Linked DNA regions of Mus musculus: all the other regions are linked to region 1. A link is a loop called in an ENCODE intact Hi-C map of the cell type or tissue named here. Cell type or tissue: heart. All regions are shown on one strand. Each heading gives the region's core, and the rest is flanking DNA. Links, peaks and the distances in the headings are about the cores only. Region 1 has its middle 16 kb from the start of Fbxo47. Region 2 has its middle 22 kb from the start of Stac2. Region 3 overlaps Cacnb1 (calcium channel, voltage-dependent, beta 1 subunit).

The links. A loop is a pair of places that touch in the nucleus more often than their neighbours do. Peaks named below come from ENCODE experiments on the same cell type or tissue, not always from the same donor. Only the 100,000 strongest peaks of a DNase experiment are listed, where the experiment ranks them.
Region 2: it touches region 1 in a loop (8-fold over the local background); 15 of 42 quality-filtered maps call a loop at or near these places.
Region 3: it touches region 1 in a loop (5-fold over the local background); 2 of 42 quality-filtered maps call a loop at or near these places.

The regions. Positions count from the first base shown.
Region 1 is chr11:97,897,609-97,903,232 of GRCm38, forward strand. No RefSeq gene overlaps it. Among named protein-coding and RNA genes, the nearest start is that of Fbxo47, 16 kb to the left of the region's middle. In heart, for the core only: a CTCF peak has its summit at 2,382 (motif pointing right); a DNase peak (open chromatin) is centred at 2,443.
Region 2 is chr11:98,072,667-98,078,290 of GRCm38, forward strand. No RefSeq gene overlaps it. Among named protein-coding and RNA genes, the nearest start is that of Stac2, 22 kb to the left of the region's middle. In heart, for the core only: a CTCF peak has its summit at 2,924 (motif pointing left); DNase peaks (open chromatin) are centred at 2,925 and 4,525; H3K4me3 peaks cover 845 bases; H3K27ac peaks cover 499 bases.
Region 3 is chr11:98,000,035-98,005,658 of GRCm38, forward strand. Cacnb1 (calcium channel, voltage-dependent, beta 1 subunit) reads right to left here. Exons shown (of 14, transcript NM_001282977.1): 13 at 5,095-5,280; 14 at 1,474-3,328. The coding sequence ends at 2,867. Among named protein-coding and RNA genes, the nearest start is that of Arl5c, 6.7 kb to the left of the region's middle. In heart, for the core only: a CTCF peak has its summit at 2,776 (motif pointing left); DNase peaks (open chromatin) are centred at 547, 2,777, 3,187 and 5,187; H3K4me3 peaks cover 1,325 bases; H3K27ac peaks cover 729 bases; H3K27me3 peaks cover 4,301 bases.

The DNA of each region.
Region 1 (5,624 bases), core at 272-5,271:
TGAGCCACCATGTGGTTGATGGGATTTGAACTCAGGACCTCTGGAAGAGCAGTCTGTGCTCCTATCCACTGAGCCAGCCCAAAACAGTAGTTTATAAAAAGGTAAATTTCATGTTAGCATGAGGTGTTTAATTATAATTGTTCATGTTAATTAGGTGAGCCAAAGGGGACTTCTGATTGGTGGACTTCATGATAGCTCGATTTTGGTAGTCAGCTTCAGGAGGAGGAAGTGGCCAAATAAGGGAATAGACCTTACCTTGGTGGCTAGCTAGGAATGTAATCTAATGGTTTTTAGAAGGCAAAGGGAATTGGGAGAAGGGCAAGGCCTGCCAGAGCAATGATTGCCATGCTCAGATTGTCTAGAGTCTCTTCAGTGACACCTGCCTGTAATCTCAGCATTTGGAGGCAGAAGCAGCCAGAGTCCAAGGTCAGACTCTGTTACACATAGGGAAAAGCATCTGCTATATATGCACGAGATCCTCCATTTGGGTTTGCAGCATCGATAAAAGATCTTGGGGGCTAGTTGGCCATTCAGGCTAGCCCAGGTTCACTGAGAGGTCCTGTCTCAGAAAGTGAGGTGTACAGCAAAAGAGGGCCCCTTGACCTTGACCTGTGGTCTCCACAAATGTGTGCATAGGGGCACAGATTTGTATACATACATATACATATAGGACACACACACACACTCCCCCTCCAAAATGAAACAAAGCCCCACAAAATGGCTCATATAATTAAAAATCAGCAGAAGACCTGAACAGCCACTCACCTCATTAAAGAAGATGCACAATGGCAAATAAACATGAAAAAGTGATCTATACCATATGTTCTAAACACGTTAAATGTAAGGCACTTATGCAATTCAAACTACGCCTGTTTTGCAAGCATAGGGGTCTGAGTTAGGAGCCTCAGAATCCCCGTGAAAAGCCTAGTGCTGGGTGGGGGTGGGGTGGGGGTGGGGCGTGAGGGGCAACGGAAAGGCAAGCTGAGTCCCTGAAGCTCACCATCCTCACAGCCTGGCCCAACCCCTAAGCTTCAGGTTCAGTGAGATAGCCTCTCTCCAAATAATAAAGATGGAGGGAGATGGAGGGAAAGCAGCCAATGTTGACATGGATTCTCTATGAGCATCTGCACACGCATGCACACATCCCATCAACAAATATCCCCCAACACACACACACACAGAGAGAGAGAGAGAGAGAGAGAGAGAGAGAGAGAGAGAGAGAGAGAGAGAGAGAGAAACAGACAGACAGACAGGCAGAGACAGAGAGACAGAGAGGCAACAGAAAATTTATATACAATGTGATATAATTCTATGCCTACTAAACTGGCCAAAATCCCAAACACTGATAACATAAATGGCCCGAGGACGCAGAAACAGCAGGGAAGGGCCATTCAGTGCTGTGGGAGTACAGGTCTTCAAGACACTGGGAAGGCAGGAAGACAGACTGGTCTGCCTGCCTCTCTTTCTTCCTCTCTTCCTCTCTCTCTCTCTTTCTTTCTTTTCCTTTCTTCTTCCTTCCTTCTTTCTTTCCTTTCTTTGTTCTTCCCTTCCTTCCTCTCTCTTTCTCTTTCTCTTTCTTCCTTCTTCCTCTCTTCCTTCCTCCCTCCTTTTCTTTCTTCCTTCCTTCCTTCCTTCCTTCCTTCCTTCTTTCACTGACCCCTCCTCTTTTTGAGACAGTCTTCCTCCATGGCCCAGGCTGGTCTGGAACTCCAGATTCTCTTGCCCCAGCTTCTTGAGGAAAGGAAACATAAATTTCAAAAAAGAAGAAAAAGGAGCAGCAGGGCATTTCAGAAATTCTCGTTGGTTTGGAGTCTGAGACTCACAATGTAGCCCAGGCTAGCCTGCAACTCCCAACTCTCTTTCCTCCACTTCTCAAGTCGGCTGCACCACTAGACCAAGCTCCAGAAATCTGTCAGCAATAACTTAAAGATAGGTGTGGTATTGATTGCCTGTAGTATCATTGTTTGAGAAACTGGGACAAGAGGATTGCTGTGAGTTTAAGGTCAGTCTGGTCTATATTATGAAACCCTATGTCAAAACAACAACATCAGCATAGAATTTAAACAGTTTTCTCCTGTTCTTGTGAATTATTAAAGCACATTCTTTGGGTCAATTTGGCAGGATAGTTGCTGCAAGACACCAGGCAAGTATAAATAACTATTCCAGCATGGGGAAAAGCTGTTAAAATATTCATTTCCAGATGGGCAAAGTTCAGGCCTGACTCATTTTAAATGAGTTGCAAACTAGAAACTCTGTAAAATGGAAAACCCAGAAAAACAATAGTTCTCAATAATTGGCTGAAACCACTAAGTAAACAAGCCACACTATCAGAGGGAGTGTGGCTATTGACTACAGCTCAGAACGGTATGTGGCATCCTGTCCAGCAGGTGGCAGTAGAGAGCTGTGTAAGAATTATGTTCTTCTGATGGGGTGCAATCCAAAGGGCAGAAATCTGGCAATCTCTGCACTGACTCAAATACACAGCATCCTCAATTTACGGAAGGAACTGCTCTGGAGAGAGATCCTCTGGCTTTGTTTTAGTTTTCCTTGTTTTTGAGATAAGGGCTTACTGGGAGGCCTTACCCAGCCTGAGACTCATCTATTGTTTGTTTGTTTGGTTTTTGGAGACAGGGTTTCTCTGTGTAGCCCTGGCTGTCCTGGAACTCACCCTGTAGACCAGGCTGTTCTCAATGCACAGAGATCTACCTGTCTTTGCCTCCTCCCCATTGCTCGGACCAAAGGCGTGCGATGTCACCACTATCTGGCTGTTTGCTTTTGAGACCGCATCTCTCAAAGGCTGGAGCTGGAGTTATAAGCTTTGTGAGCTGCCCTGTGTGGACACTGGGATTTGTCAATTTGTCAACCATTAATCTATAGCACACGACAGGAAGGGTGGGTCTGATATTTGCACATGTCCTTAAATCAGTGTAATAAATGTCTTTGTTTCTGCTTGTTTGATGTCTTGGGTATTGTCTTGTTATCCTGTTGGGTGAAAAGACAGTTATCTAAAGGGTTTTGTGCTTTGTGCTGGGAAAGAACCCAAGGCCTTGCCAGTGCTAGTCAAAGTTCCACTAAGTTCTACCAAAGCCCAAAGATCTCGATTTGAGGGCCATTGTGACTATGTGGGTCAGCCAAGCATCTCTCAGAGGTCCCATGATAACAGTTTACTCACTTTCTAAAATAGGAGTACATATATCTGGTACTTTAGCCTAGAAATGTCTTCCTTGTTACAGACGACAGGCTATTTTATGTGATTGTGTTTTATGCATCGTTGGAAAAAACCCAGAGGAAGCAAATGGGCTGGATGTGGCCAGAGGAGCAAGTGGCTCAGTCTGTATGTGCTGGGGAGTGAGCGTTTGAGAGGCTCTAACAGAGCACGGAGGTGGGGGTTCACCCTTAGTGGGGGAGCGCATAAGGAAGAGTTGGTCTAGTATGAACAGAGCCATCGGCTCGTGGCATTGAAAATATTTTTTCAGGCTGTTGCATTCACTTAGGACCTTTGTAGGACTAAGGTCATTGTGTGAGTATGTGACTCTAGTGCTAGGGATCTGATGCTCTCTGGGCCTCCTAAGGCACCAGGCACACACACACACACACACACACACACACGATAAATGGATGGATGGATGACTAGATGGATGGATGACTAGATGGATGGATGGATGGATGGATGGATGGATGGATGGATGTGTGGATGGAAGGAAGGAAGGATGGATGGATGGATGGATGGATGGATGGATGACTAGATGGATGGATGGATGGATGGGTGGATGGAAGGAAGGAAGGATGGATGGATGGATGGATGGATGGATGGATGGATGACTAGATGGATGGATGGATGGATGGGTGGATGGAAGGAAGGAAGGAAGGATGGATGGATGGATGGATGGATGGATGGATGAATGGAAGGATGGAAGGATGGATGAGTAGATGGATGGATAAATAAATAACTGGCAACAGGCTAATGGTATATATCTTTTTCTCCAGTACTCAGGAGGCAGGGGCAGGAGGTTCTCTGTGAGTTCAAGGCCAGCCTAGGCTACATAGTGAGACCCTGCCTCAATAGCAAACAATCAGACAAATAAAACAACAACAGAAACACAAAAGGAAACAAAAATGGCCTCAGAAGGACAGCACATATACTGAATGACATGTGAAAAGATGTACTCAAAGGCTGGCCATGGTGATGCCTGCCTGTACTCTCTGCATTCCAGGCAGGAAGTGGGTATTGAGAAATGGGGCAGGGGTTCCAGGCCCGCCTGAGCTGCACAACTTTGTCTCAGAGAAAGAACAGCTTTAAAGAATAGCAATAAACGGAACATGACTGAGTTAGTGGCCAGCCAAGACAGCAAACGCCAGCACATCTGGGGAGTCACAAGAGTCTGTATCATCAGCTGCATCCCCAACCTCCATCCCGGAGATGACTCTTGTCTGTGGTTTTATATTAACCACTTTTGTAGTGGGAAAGCACACACAACATAAAACTCATCATCTCAGCTACGTTCAGTGTTCAGCCCTGTGGCAACTCCTAAAATGCTGCCCCTTAGCTCCTTCACATGTGTGACCTCCTATAGACTGTCGCCAGCTGTCTCTTTTTGTTTATTTTTCAAGATAGTATGTGTATGAATGTGCATCTGTGCTAGTGTGTGCCACCTATGTGTGGGTGTCCTTGAGGGCCAGGGAAGGTTTCTGGACTCCCTGCAGCTGGATTACAGGTGGGTGTGAGCTGCCTGATGTGGATGTTGGAATTGAACTCAGGTCCTCTGGAAGAGCAAACCGTGCTTTTAACCACAGAGCCCTCTGTCCAGTCCCTAAGCTCTCCTTTAATACTTTTGTTCTCTCTCTCTCTCTTTTGTTTTTTTTTGTTGTTGTTTTGTTTTTAGTTTTTTGAGACAGGGTTTCTCTGTGTAGCCCTGGCTGTCCTGGAACTCACTCTGTAGACCAGGCTGGCCTCGAACTTAGAGATCCGCCTGCCTCTGCCTCCCGAGTGCTGGGATTTAAGGCATGCACCATCATTGCCCGGCTCTGTTGTGTTCTTTTCAATATTCTGTCCCTTAAGTATGACACATACACTTTGAATTTTTGCATCTGAGACCGATGTCTAATGGAGAATTATGTAATGTTAGAGAAGAATACCCAAGAGCAGCCGAGGTCTGCGTTGTTTATGAAATTGCTTTCTTTTTTTCTTTTTTTGTTCTTTGTTTTTTCTCATGGTTTAAACTTCAATTTTGAAATTCTCCTAAATGGCCCTGTTGTTTATTTTCCTTGTTAGCATTTCTGGTAAACAGAACAGTTTAATGATTATTATCAAAGGAACGTCTTTTAAGGACAGTGTGATTATATTGGATGGTCTCCATGTGTAGCCTGCCTAGTTTTGAAGTTCACAATGGAAATGTTTGGAGCGTCTGACTCGCTGCCTTTAGTTAAATACCATATTTTATTTTCTGTGACTGCACTGGCTATTGCAGCAAGAGTCAATCAAATCCAGCACTGAGGCGAGAAGGAAGGGGAGGGCAGGTCAGGGGAGGAGAGGGGAGGGGAGGGGAGGGGAGGGGAGAGGGAAGAAGAGAGAAACCCCATTGCTTCTCCCCTTTCCTAGGAAAGCTGTTCTCTCTAAAGGAAGC
Region 2 (5,624 bases), core at 475-5,474, 180 kb after region 1:
CTGTGACATGAAAGGATCGACCTAAGACAGGAGCCGTGGCCAATGGACAGACTTGCCCAGACCTAGTCCAGCATCATATTATTAAACAAAAAAAGGGGGAGATGTAGGCAGCCGGGCGCCTAAAAGATGGCGACGGCCTCCGCTGTAAACAATGCCACTGCGCAGGTGCTAGCCCGAATCTGGTGCCAACCCCTCCCGAGCGGGTGCATACAAATCAAAGTGCCGGCAGACTAACCAATCCCAGGAGGACACATAGCTCTCCCCAGTGCTGGGGTGTATATAAGCAGTCTTCCTTGGGTTTCCGGAGTTCCCGTAGCATCGAGGTGTTCCTGAAATAAAGAAGGCTGTGGAGAAGAATCTGACCGTGTTGCGTTTTTTCTTGCTGTACGAGGTGAGCACAACAGATTGGGGCTGGAGAGATGGCTCAGCGGTTAAGAGCACTGACTGGCCGGGCAGTGGTGGCCCATGCCTTTAATCCCAGCACTTGGGAGGCAGAGGCAGATGGATTTCTGAGTTTGCAGCCAGCCTGGCCTACAGAGTGAGTTCCAGGACAGCCAAGGCTACACAGAGAAACCCTGTCTCAGAAAAATCAAAAAAAAAAAAAGCACTGAGTGCTCTTCCAGAGGTCCTGAGTTCAAATCCCAGCAACCACATGGTGGCTCACAACCATCTGTAATGGGATCTGATGCCCTCTTCTGGTGTGTCTGAAGACACCTACAGTGTACTCATATACATTAAATAAATAAATAATAAAAATAAAATGAAATTATAAAAAATCCCACAAAGTATGCCTGGGTGGTGACAACCACAGCATTGTGCATGCTTTTAATTCCAGCACTTGGGAGGCAGAGGCAGGAGGATCTCTGAGTTTGCGGCCAGCCTGGTCTACAGAATAAGTTCCAGGATTGCCAAGGATACACAGAGGAAACCCTGGCTTAGTGGGTAAGAAATTGCTGAGCAAGCATGGGGATAGGAATTTGGATCTCCAGGGCCCGAGGAAGCACTAGTAGGCGTGTGGGCCTGCCTGTAATTCTCAGCATTCCAGAGGAAGAGATGGAACAAGTTAGCTAGACTAGATGAACTGCGAAGCTCTGGGTTCCAGTGAGACACTGTGCCTCAAAATGTAAGGGTGAGAGTGACCAAGAACAGACTTATATCTGCTTGTTTTCAGACAGATCTTGTTCATGCCCCCGACTGAAATGGAACTCACTATGAAGTCCAAGCTGGACTTGAACTTGCAGTCATCCTCTGACCTCCATAAGCACAAGTGTGTGCCCACAGACATGTGAACACACACACACACACAGAGACAGCAGTTGTGATGGTCTATACTTGTAATCTCAGAGCTGGGGATGTTGTCTTTTTTTGTTATGCTTGGCTGAGTGTCTAAAAAAAATTTGCTGGGTGCAGTGGCACACATCTCTAATCCTAACACTTGGGAGGCAGAGGCAGGTGGATTTCTGAGTTCGAGGCCAGCCTGGTCTACAAAGTGAGTTCCAGGACAGCCAGGAATGCACAGAGAAACCCCATCACAAAATAAACAAAAAAAATGACAAACAAAATATTTAAAATACAACTAAGGTGGAGTGAGACCTGAGAAAGGCACTTGGGGTTGACTTTAAACTTCTACACACATGCATACACACTCACACATGTGCAGAAACACACACTCACATGGCACTGGAGACTAGGAATGAGGGTGTACACCTGTAACCTGTGCACACTTGGAGACTGAAGTAGAAAGATTACCATCAGTTTGAGGTCCGTCTAATCTAGAATGGAATCCTGTCTCATAATCCTCTTTCCCCAAATCCTTGATGTCAGATGTAGTGGCTCACTCCTGTAATCCCAGCATAAGAAAGGCTGAGTCCAAGGCCTGCTTGGGTTACAGAGTGAGAAGGTGTCTCAAAAAGCTAAGGGCTAGGGGCTGGAGAGGTGCCTCAGTGGGTAAGCGCACTTGCAGCTCTTGCAGAGGATACAGGCTGAGTTCCCAGCATACACTCGTGGCTCATAACTACCGGAAGTCTCGTTCCAGGGGATCTGATGCCTTCTTCTGAAGTCTTCAGGAACCCAGGCACTCACACAATGCCCATACATACATGCAGACAAAATACACACATAAAGGAAAAAGAAATAAATCTATTAAAAAAAAAATCAGGTGGTAGCGGTACACGCCTTTAATCCCAGCACTCTGGAGGCAGAGGCAGGAGGATTTCTGAGTTAGAGGCCAGCCTGGTCCAGTTCCAGGACAGCCAGGACTATGCAGAGAAACCCTGTCTCGAAAAACAAAAACAAACAAAAAAGACTTTATCACTCTCTTAGCGCCCACAGGAGCTGACTGACCTGGAAACAGAAACCTGACCTTGCCTCCCATCACTTCCTGGCTCTCTCTTCTATTCTCTAGACCTATGACAGGCTGCCTCTTTCTGCTGAAACTTTGACCAGGCTAATGCCTTTCTTCCAAACAGGGACCTAACCTGGCCTCTTGACAGCCTTGAGCGGAGCCCATACAGACCCTTTTGAAAAACCCAGGTTCTCCCTGCTATCTGTACCTCCCGACCCCCCACTTCTGCAACCATAGCCTATTTTGGGGCCTCACCTGCCTCTCAGTTTCTGTCCCCAGCAAGGGGAGGTAGGATGAACCTGTTTTAGCTTCTGGTGTGTGAGACCGGAGGCTGGCATAGAGGAGGCCAGGGACAGTGTGCACTGAAGCCTGACCGGTTCAGGGGCGCCTTGCAACCTGGCTGGCCACACTACTGCCCGAGACTCTGGTCCCTTTCCCGGGCCCAGTTCTTCAGAGATTCACTTGGCTCCTTGGGGGTGTAGTCCAGCTAAATGGAGTCTTCCAATTTCTCCAAAACCTACCTTAAAGCCGCAAGGCTTCTTCTCAGTCTCCGGAACAGATTCTCTCTGCCCCCTGGTGGCCAAGTATGGTACGGCCACAGTTGATACCAAAACAAGAGTCCCGACAGGATGCAGCTAGGCTCTTAGGCTTGTGAATCTCCTTCCCATAGTCATCGTGAATCCCTGGGCCCCTTGGGCACCTCAGTGGTCTTCATGCTGAACCCCAGAGACTGCATCTCAGAGATGACGTCCTGTCTGCGTGAGCACTCCAGCTAATGTGGGAAGCTGGCCAGCTTTACTGATGGGGCTGACATGTGGCAGGGACCAGAACTATAAGCAACTGAGGGTGGGCATTCATGAAAATAACTTTTCTCCCTTGGCTTGCTGTGTCCTTCAACTGACTTTTACTGAGGACCAAGAGCTACTTGGCACTACTGTGAATAGCTTTCTCTCGGCTTGATATAGATAACATACATGACTCCTTGTACACAGGGTCCAGAAATGTTAACTCTTTCAAGGACATACAGCTAGAAGTGGTGGACGTGCGGTTTGGGCAGGTTAGGGCTGTCTGTAGGCTAAGGGACTGTGTCTCCGGCCTCCCAGCCTCAACCTCAGACTCCTTCCCCTTTCCTGGTCCTTTCTGCCTCTGTAGGAACTAATCTGTTGACGTTCACCCATCAGGACCTTATCCAGACCTGCAGGACTGACATTCCCATCTAGCAGGCGCTTCATAAACTGTTTGAGCCTGAAGGTACCTTACAGGCCACTTGAGTCATGCTCCTGCCTCCCCAACTGAGTCTCATGTAGCTCAGGCTGACCTTGAACTCACTAAGTAGACATGGCTTTGACCTCTTGATCCTCCTGCCTCCTTCTCCCTAGTCCTGGGATTATAATATAAAAAGCTTTTTATAGGGGGCTGGAGAGATGGCTCATCGGTTAAGGGCCCTGAGTTCAATTTTCAGCAACCATATGATGGTTTCACAACCATCTATACTGGGGTGGGATACCCTCTTCTGCCATTCAGGTGTACATACAGATAGAGCACTCATATTTAAAATAAATACATCTCAAAAAGTAAAGAAGAAAAGAATGATAGCAGAATCCTTTTTGTTTCTGGTGTTGAGGATCAAACCCTGGGCCTCATGAATGTACTGAGTCCTCCCAGCCACTCAGATCCATGGCCTTTTTGACTATGGCCCTGGGGGCAGCTGTGTTCTCAGTAAGCAAGTATAAGGGCAGGTGGAATTAACTGACCCCTCCCTGGGCCGGGCCCAGGTTCCTTTCTATTGGACTCCATGTGGCTCTAAAGACAGATGTGTCTCCCTGTCACTTCTCTTTGCTCTTCCTGAACTGAAAAGATGAGTCTTCCTTTGTAAAGGAGGATGGTGGTAAAGGAAGATGACCGTCTGGCTGGGCTGAACCCAGCACACACCTGGGCACACGAGGCTGGGCGGAGGGGATCCTGAGTGCAAGACCAGCCTGAGACAGTGAGGCTGTCTGGAGAACAGAGTAGGTTTTTAGAGGGAGGAGGGTCTGGCTTCGAGAGGGTGACAGGACTGCTTAGCCCCCTAGATGACCCAGAGAAAGGGAAGTCTTTCCAATGCTCATGGCTGAGAGTGCAGGAGAGATGGATACTCCGACCAGTCTGGCTCTGAAGTGAGTCTGCAGAAGCACGTGGCTGTGGAGGGCGTCGGGATCTATCACAGGTAGTGTGGACGGTGCCAGGCTATTTTTAGTGTGGCATTCAGGAGGCTAGTAACTGCATTCTGACCTAAATCCAAAACTGATGGCAGCCTGGTTTGCTGCGTGCCCAGGAGCCCTGTTAAAATGCCCAGCTGACCCCGGGTCCCAGGTTCAGAGTCAGAGCATTCTGTTTCAATCCTGGAGAAGACACAGAGTCTCCAGTGTCCCTTTGCTTTCTATGCATGAGCATCTGCTGACTTCCAGGGCCCAGCCTCCTCGGCCACTCTCTCTGAGCTAGCCAAGCTGAAGAGACAAAAAAGCCCTGGCCACACGGACTGAGAGCCTTTCGAGGGAGTAGTACTGGTTGCTCAACACTGTATTAACTAAATAAAATGTTTGCTTCCTCCTTCCTTGTAAAATATTCTAAAGATTAATTTTTTAAGCTGGGTGTGGTGGTGCAAACCTTCAATCCCAAACACTCAGGAGGCAGAGGCAGGAGAATCTCTATGAATTCCAGGTCAGCCTGGTCTACACTGTGAGTTTCCAGGATAGCTAGAGCTACATAGCAAAACTGCCTCAAAAAAATAAACCTATAAAATGGAACTTTCAAAGATTTAAAAGAGCATGTTTTGCCTGTGCCATGCATGCCCGCTACCAAGGGAGGCCAGCTGTCAGATCCCATGGGATCAGTTATTGAGTCTTGTGACACCATGTGAGTGCTGGGAACCAAGCCTGTGTCTTCTGCAAGAAGCCAGTTCACAATTTCTGAGCATCTCTCTCTCCAGCCCAAAGTGTTAATTCTACAAAGACACAATGTATTGTTCAAGTTTTACTGGTTTTAGACTTTCTAAGTAAAAATACCCTTTAAATTCTTTTTTTTTTCTTTCTTTCTTTGAGACAGGGTTTCTCTGTATAGCCCTGGATGTCCTGGAACTCACTTTGTAGACCAGGCTGGCCTCGAACTCAGAAATCCACCTGTTTCTGCCTCCTAAGTGCTGGGATTAAAGGCGTGCACCACAACCGCCGGGCACTCTTTAAATTCTTTTTTTTTTTTTTTTTTGGTTTGTCCAGACAGGGTTTCTCTGTGTAGCCTGGCT
Region 3 (5,624 bases), core at 438-5,437, 100 kb after region 1:
GGGTTAACTTAACCATGTTCCCAGGTTTCAAGGGAGCTTCACCTCCCTCTCAAAGCCTTCTCTGACCTCTCTGGTTAAGGAACTGGTGTTCCCGGTACTGACTGCTCCCCCACAGCAAGAAACTTGGAGCGCTATCTGTGGTTTCCAGTTTGACTTGTGCCTACCACAGAGGAGATCTTTAATAAATGCTGGCTCCACACCTAAACATAGACGTGAATGATCGATTACCATGCAAAGGTAGTGGGGAGGATGGGAGGCAGAGCAGGGCTCTCAACAACTCTACTATCAGTTCCCCAAGGGACTCTGCCCCTGGGCTGCCCAGATCCCTGTCTGTGATCTGCTGGCTTATCTGGAGGCCATCAGGGGTCCGATGTCAGACTGACCCTTAAACACAAACTATGAACAGAAGCACTCAGGCAGGGGACCCAGATGTTCAAGTCTTCTAGAGCTGTCACCTCAAAAACAAGACCTAGGAAGGCAAGGAAGCTTTGCAGGTGCTGTGTGAGGCAGGACAACAGCTATGAGAGCCCACATCCTGGCAGCTGGTGACGAGGAGGGGCCTGCCACCTGCTTATTTTGTTCTCACATGTCTCAGGGGGCCTGGTCTCTCCAACCTCTTCACACCAGCGGAAAACCTCCCCGGCTCCAAAGCTCTCAGGACCCGTGTGATAGCACATCTGTAACTTTTGCAATCACACTCAGGAGGGTGAGGCAGGAGAGTTGCTATGAGTTTGAGTCCCACCTCAGCTGCATGAGTCCCAGGTCAGTCAAGAGTTACATTGTAAACCTGTCCCAAAATAAAACTTCCTGGCATGCTGGTTCACCCACTGCTGTGATCCCAGCATCTGGGGATGCTGAATAAATCCCAGTGTAGCTGGAGATACATGGTTACCCTTGTCTACTGAGTGTACTGAGTGACACCCTGTCTCGGGAGGAGGTGAACAAATAACCCCCCCCACCACCACCACACACACACACACCAAGCTGGGTGCTAAGTGTGTGGTGTCTTTAATCCCAGCAGTCAAGAGGCAGATCCAGGCAAACCTCTGAGATACAGAGGAGCCGAAGTTCACCCTTCCCTAGTGAGGAGCTGCTAGGGCACAGGGAGGTCAGAGTAGAAAGGGGCAATAAATAAATAAAAACAAAGTATGTGTCTTTAAGATGTGAACTAGTGAGGCTTGAGCCCACCGGCTCAATTAGCAGCACCCACCCCACCCCACCCCACCCCACCCCGCCCCCTTTGCAGGGAAGAAACAGGAGGTATGGCTGGTGTGAGCCTGTGGCTGAATGAGGAACACCTGCAGACAATCCCGAAGCAGCAAAACAAAGTACCATCTCTCCTTGGCCTCAAAGGCGCAGGCGGAGCATTTGCTTGCACTCCCCCTTGATCCCCAACAGGTCCCCACCCTCACCACGGAGAGAGAGTGAGACTGCAGGGCTGACAAAGTGTGGTGACAACAAAGAAAACAGGCTCAGGAGGTGGCCGCAAAGGACAGAACTGCGGTTTTATATGTGGCAAAATATCTCTCCTAGAGGAGTACAGACAGACAGACAGACAGATGGGCACAGGACAGTAGACCGGGGCAGGGAGCGAAAGGTTGGGCAGTGCTATCTTCTAACCTGTTAGTGGAAGCTGCACCCCACCCCCCAGGAGGGTGGGGCAACATTGGCACAGGAGGTGGCGAGACAGGCGTGAGGTGCCCATCCCTGAGGTGGGCAGCTGGGCAGGGCCCAGTCCTCGTTGGCACAATCGGCTCTCTCTGGACCAGCTGTGATGCTGGGGAGGGGGCAGGGCTGCTGGACTCTTAGGGATGCTGAGGCTAAGGGAACCCCAGGGGAGAGGGGCTACCATGGCCTCTCTTGGGGAAAGTGGACACTGGGGAAGGACAGGGTCACAAGAGGCAAATACAGAGAAGCAGCAGCAACCAAGACCCCTAGGGGAGACCCAAGGTCCTTAGGAAGCCCCTGGATGGTGGTCACCTCACGGGTACCAACACATAGAGCCTGTCCCCTGGGGCCTCAGGGTGACGGTGAAGGAGCAGTTTTTTTGGTTTAGAATGAGGTGGACCACAAAGTATTCATGGTCTCCACACCCAGGTGGCACGGAGATGTGGGGCTCAGATGCAGAGGGCCCCTCTCTCCTGATGGCAGCAGGCAGGGTATGCTGTAGACAAAGCTCATTCCTGGGGGAGGCAAGGGGTGGAGGGAGGGGGGCAGCATCTTGAGTTGCTCACTCCTCAAGGTTCTAGGACCTGCTTTCTTGCTATGACCATGGAGGGCAGAGAGCGCGCACTGATGCCCAGCAGCCTGCACCCAGCTCTGCTCCCCAAGGGTTTCCAAGCCGTGCCTTTCACCCACCAGAGAATGCTGCTAGGAAACTGTTATGTTATGGGATGGACATGGTGGGGGATCCCGGGTCTGGGGGATTGGGGAAGATTCAGCGGGCTCTCTTCAGGAAAAGCACCCAACCTTTCCCAAGTACCCCTGTGTTGGTAGAAGAAGCCCCCACCCCCACCCCGATTAAGACCTTCGCTTACAGCCCCGAGTAGAAAGAGTTGAGGAAGTGCACCTTTTCTCTGGGAGGGAGAGAGCCCCCAAAGATGGGGAAAGGGGGCACTTCAGAAAGTAGGCATTCCCCCATCCACCTACAGCAGTTTAGGGAAAAACCTACAGCTGGGGATTAAGGACCTCCCAAGAGCTGGGATAATTACCACCAAAGAAACCCCAAGCTTTAAGCAAAGGCATCTGAAAACGAGGGACACAGCGCCCCCTGGAGGCAAGACACATCTTGGGTGGTGTGCCCCTCTGCCCTCCCTTCCCCTCCCCGAGCTCAGAGCCTTTCCTCTCCCAGAACTGCCCTTGCCTCTCAGCGGATGTAGACGCCTTGTCCCCAGCCCTCCAGCTCATTCTTATTGCGCCCCAGAACCGGCCCACCACCCTCCGCACAGTAGCGGGCCTTATTCCGGCCCCGGTTCCTGTTGTCGGTCATCTCCTCCTCATAGTCTTCCTCGTCTTCCCAGGAGCCCTGCCGGGCTGGTGGTGTGCCTCCCCCTGCAGGGTCTCCAGGCCCTGGGCCCTCTGAGGGGTCTGTCTCCATGTCCACACACGAGTCTCCCGGCTCCGTGTAGGCAGAATTTCGGCTGCCGGGGGTGTCAGCATCAAAGGTGTCTTGGCGGGATAGCGCCCGCAGGGTGCCTGCCCGGCCAGGTGGGTGGTTGCTGGGGTAAAGGCCTGGGGGCTGGCCCAGTTCCCCGGGGTACTCGTGCACACTGGCATGTTCCCCAGTGGCCCGGTCCAGCGGCTGGTCCCCGGAAGCAAGGTAGGGTCCCTGGTTAGCAGACAGACGGCACGCACCATGCAGATCAGGCAGGGGTGAGAAAAACACAAAGCAAGGCAGGTTAGTGATAGTGCCAAGACACCAGCCTGGCTCCTGGAGGGCGCTGGCTCTAGAGGAGGGGCACCCAGGAGCAGGGCGTGGCTCTAGAGCTGAGCCTGAGGGCATGCCATAGGCCATTTGCTCCTCCCTCTAGCAGCCTGAAGGCACCCAACTTCATCTGAGCGTGAACTCTCCTAGTAACCATGGTAAGGAGCCCTGAATAATTAGTCACCGCTTCCTCAGTGCATGTTATTAATGCTTTCCTGGGTTAATCATCGTTAACAGCTCATTAGTACTGCCGCTCATTAGTCGTTGCTTGGGTTAGTCAATTGCTCCAATTTTCCCAATATACTGAGATTTCAGCTTGAACTCCCTGACCTCCCCACCCCCCAGTTTCCTCTGCCCACACTTAGACCTCAGCCATAGTCTTCCAGAAACCCACACTTCTTCCTTAGGCTAACCCTGAGCCTCCAAGGTTGAAGGATTCCTCCCCCCCCCCCCCCGCCCCGCCACCCCCATAAAGCACTCAAAGCAGCCAGTTTGAAGAGGGCGCATGACTCCACGTCTCTACCCTAGCTCCATGCCCACAGCCGGAGTACCACAGGTGGCCCAATGCCCTCATCACCAGTGGCTGACAGCTCCGGCCATCTCATGGTGTGTGATGGAGCTATCCTCTCTGTAGTACCAATTCCTGGTTAAAGCGGGATGGGAATTGCAAAACAGCACCAGTTTCCAAACTGCTTCCTGGAGCTGTTTTCTGGCAGAGTGGGGTGGGGGCAAAGAAGGCTGCGGTCCCTGAGGCTGGGAAGGGGAGGCTAGGCCCCCAGCTCCCCATGAGTAGATCCAGGACGGCTCAGCTTCACTGAATAAGTGAGCTCTGTTGCTGAAAACCCACTTGAGATGCAGCAGTCTAGAATGACTTCATGGTGTTCTGGCTCTAAGCCAGACCATACACTTAGCGGTGTGGGCTCAGAGATGGGCTGTGGCTCCGTGGGAGGAGAGCCTTTCCTGGACTCTGTTTCCCTGGGAGACGGTGGAAGGTACAGCTTAGCTCATAGATCCAGCTTGGGTCCCTCAAAGATTGAGGGATGCCGGGGAAAGGCAAGTTCTCTGGATTCGATGGCCCCCACTCTGTTAGATCTAACGTGGGTACATGGAGCTGACTGCTGTAGTGCTAGCTTGTAATTCCAGCATCCAGGAGGCTGAAGCAGGAGGATTGCCTCCAGTTTGAGGCCAGTCTGGAACACTGGAAATTCCAGGCCAGCTACTGCCAGAATGAAACTGTGTTTCCAAAAACCAACAACAACAACAACAACAACAAAAAGAAAAGTGTGTAGAGTCCAATGAACAGCCTATTCTTCTTCCTGAGATTTTCTTCCTAGTGCTCGGACTTATATGGGGTCCCCATCAGGCCTCAAGTCCAACAGACAGGAGATGCAGTCCTAAGGGACCAGTCCCAGGGAGGCAGCACCAGCCAGTCCCCAGTCCCACCAAAAACCACAGACACCAGACGCTGCCGCTCACCACGTTTTTTACAAAATAAAGCTCTTCCCTTCCTTCCTCATGTTCCCTGCACTCCAGGGTGGGAGGAAAGACCAGAGGGACATCGGCTACATGGCGTGCTCCTGAGGCTGGGCCACCGCGTCGCCTCCCCGCGGTGAGGCCTCCAGCCCGCCCCAGAAGCTGAGATTTCTCCTGAGCGAGGTGAGCACCTGTACCTGGAGGTTGGAGACGGGGGCAGGGCTGGCAGCCAGAGCTGCGGTAGCCATGGTGCGGTTCAGCAGCGGATTGGGTGGCGTGCTGCTAGGCGGATGTGTGGCCTTCCAGTAGGCTTCCAAGTACTCAGCCAGGTGCTCGCAGGCATCTTCCAATTGGTTCTCGTCCAGGATTATGTCAAACATTTCCTGTGGAGGTGGGGTTAGGGGCGGGGCTGGGATGAGCGGGGGCGTGACCAAGGGTTGAAGGTGTGGCCTGGGTGCAGTGGGTGGAGTCAAGGGGGTTGAAGGACAAGGTTAAAAGGCCTCTGGATGTGGCCCAAGGAAAGGACACTTCAGACCTACAAAAGACCGAACTCAGCCCAACTCCCTCTCATTCTAGGGATAGGGAAATCAGGCCATGGCTGGGCACGCAGTAGGGAGTATTTGAGCCATTTGGCCAATCAGGCATCCCTCTTTACCCAAGGACCTGGCCCAAGTGCTGTCTTCCATGCAGGCTTGAAGGAAACAGGAGAACCCAAAAAGACACCTTC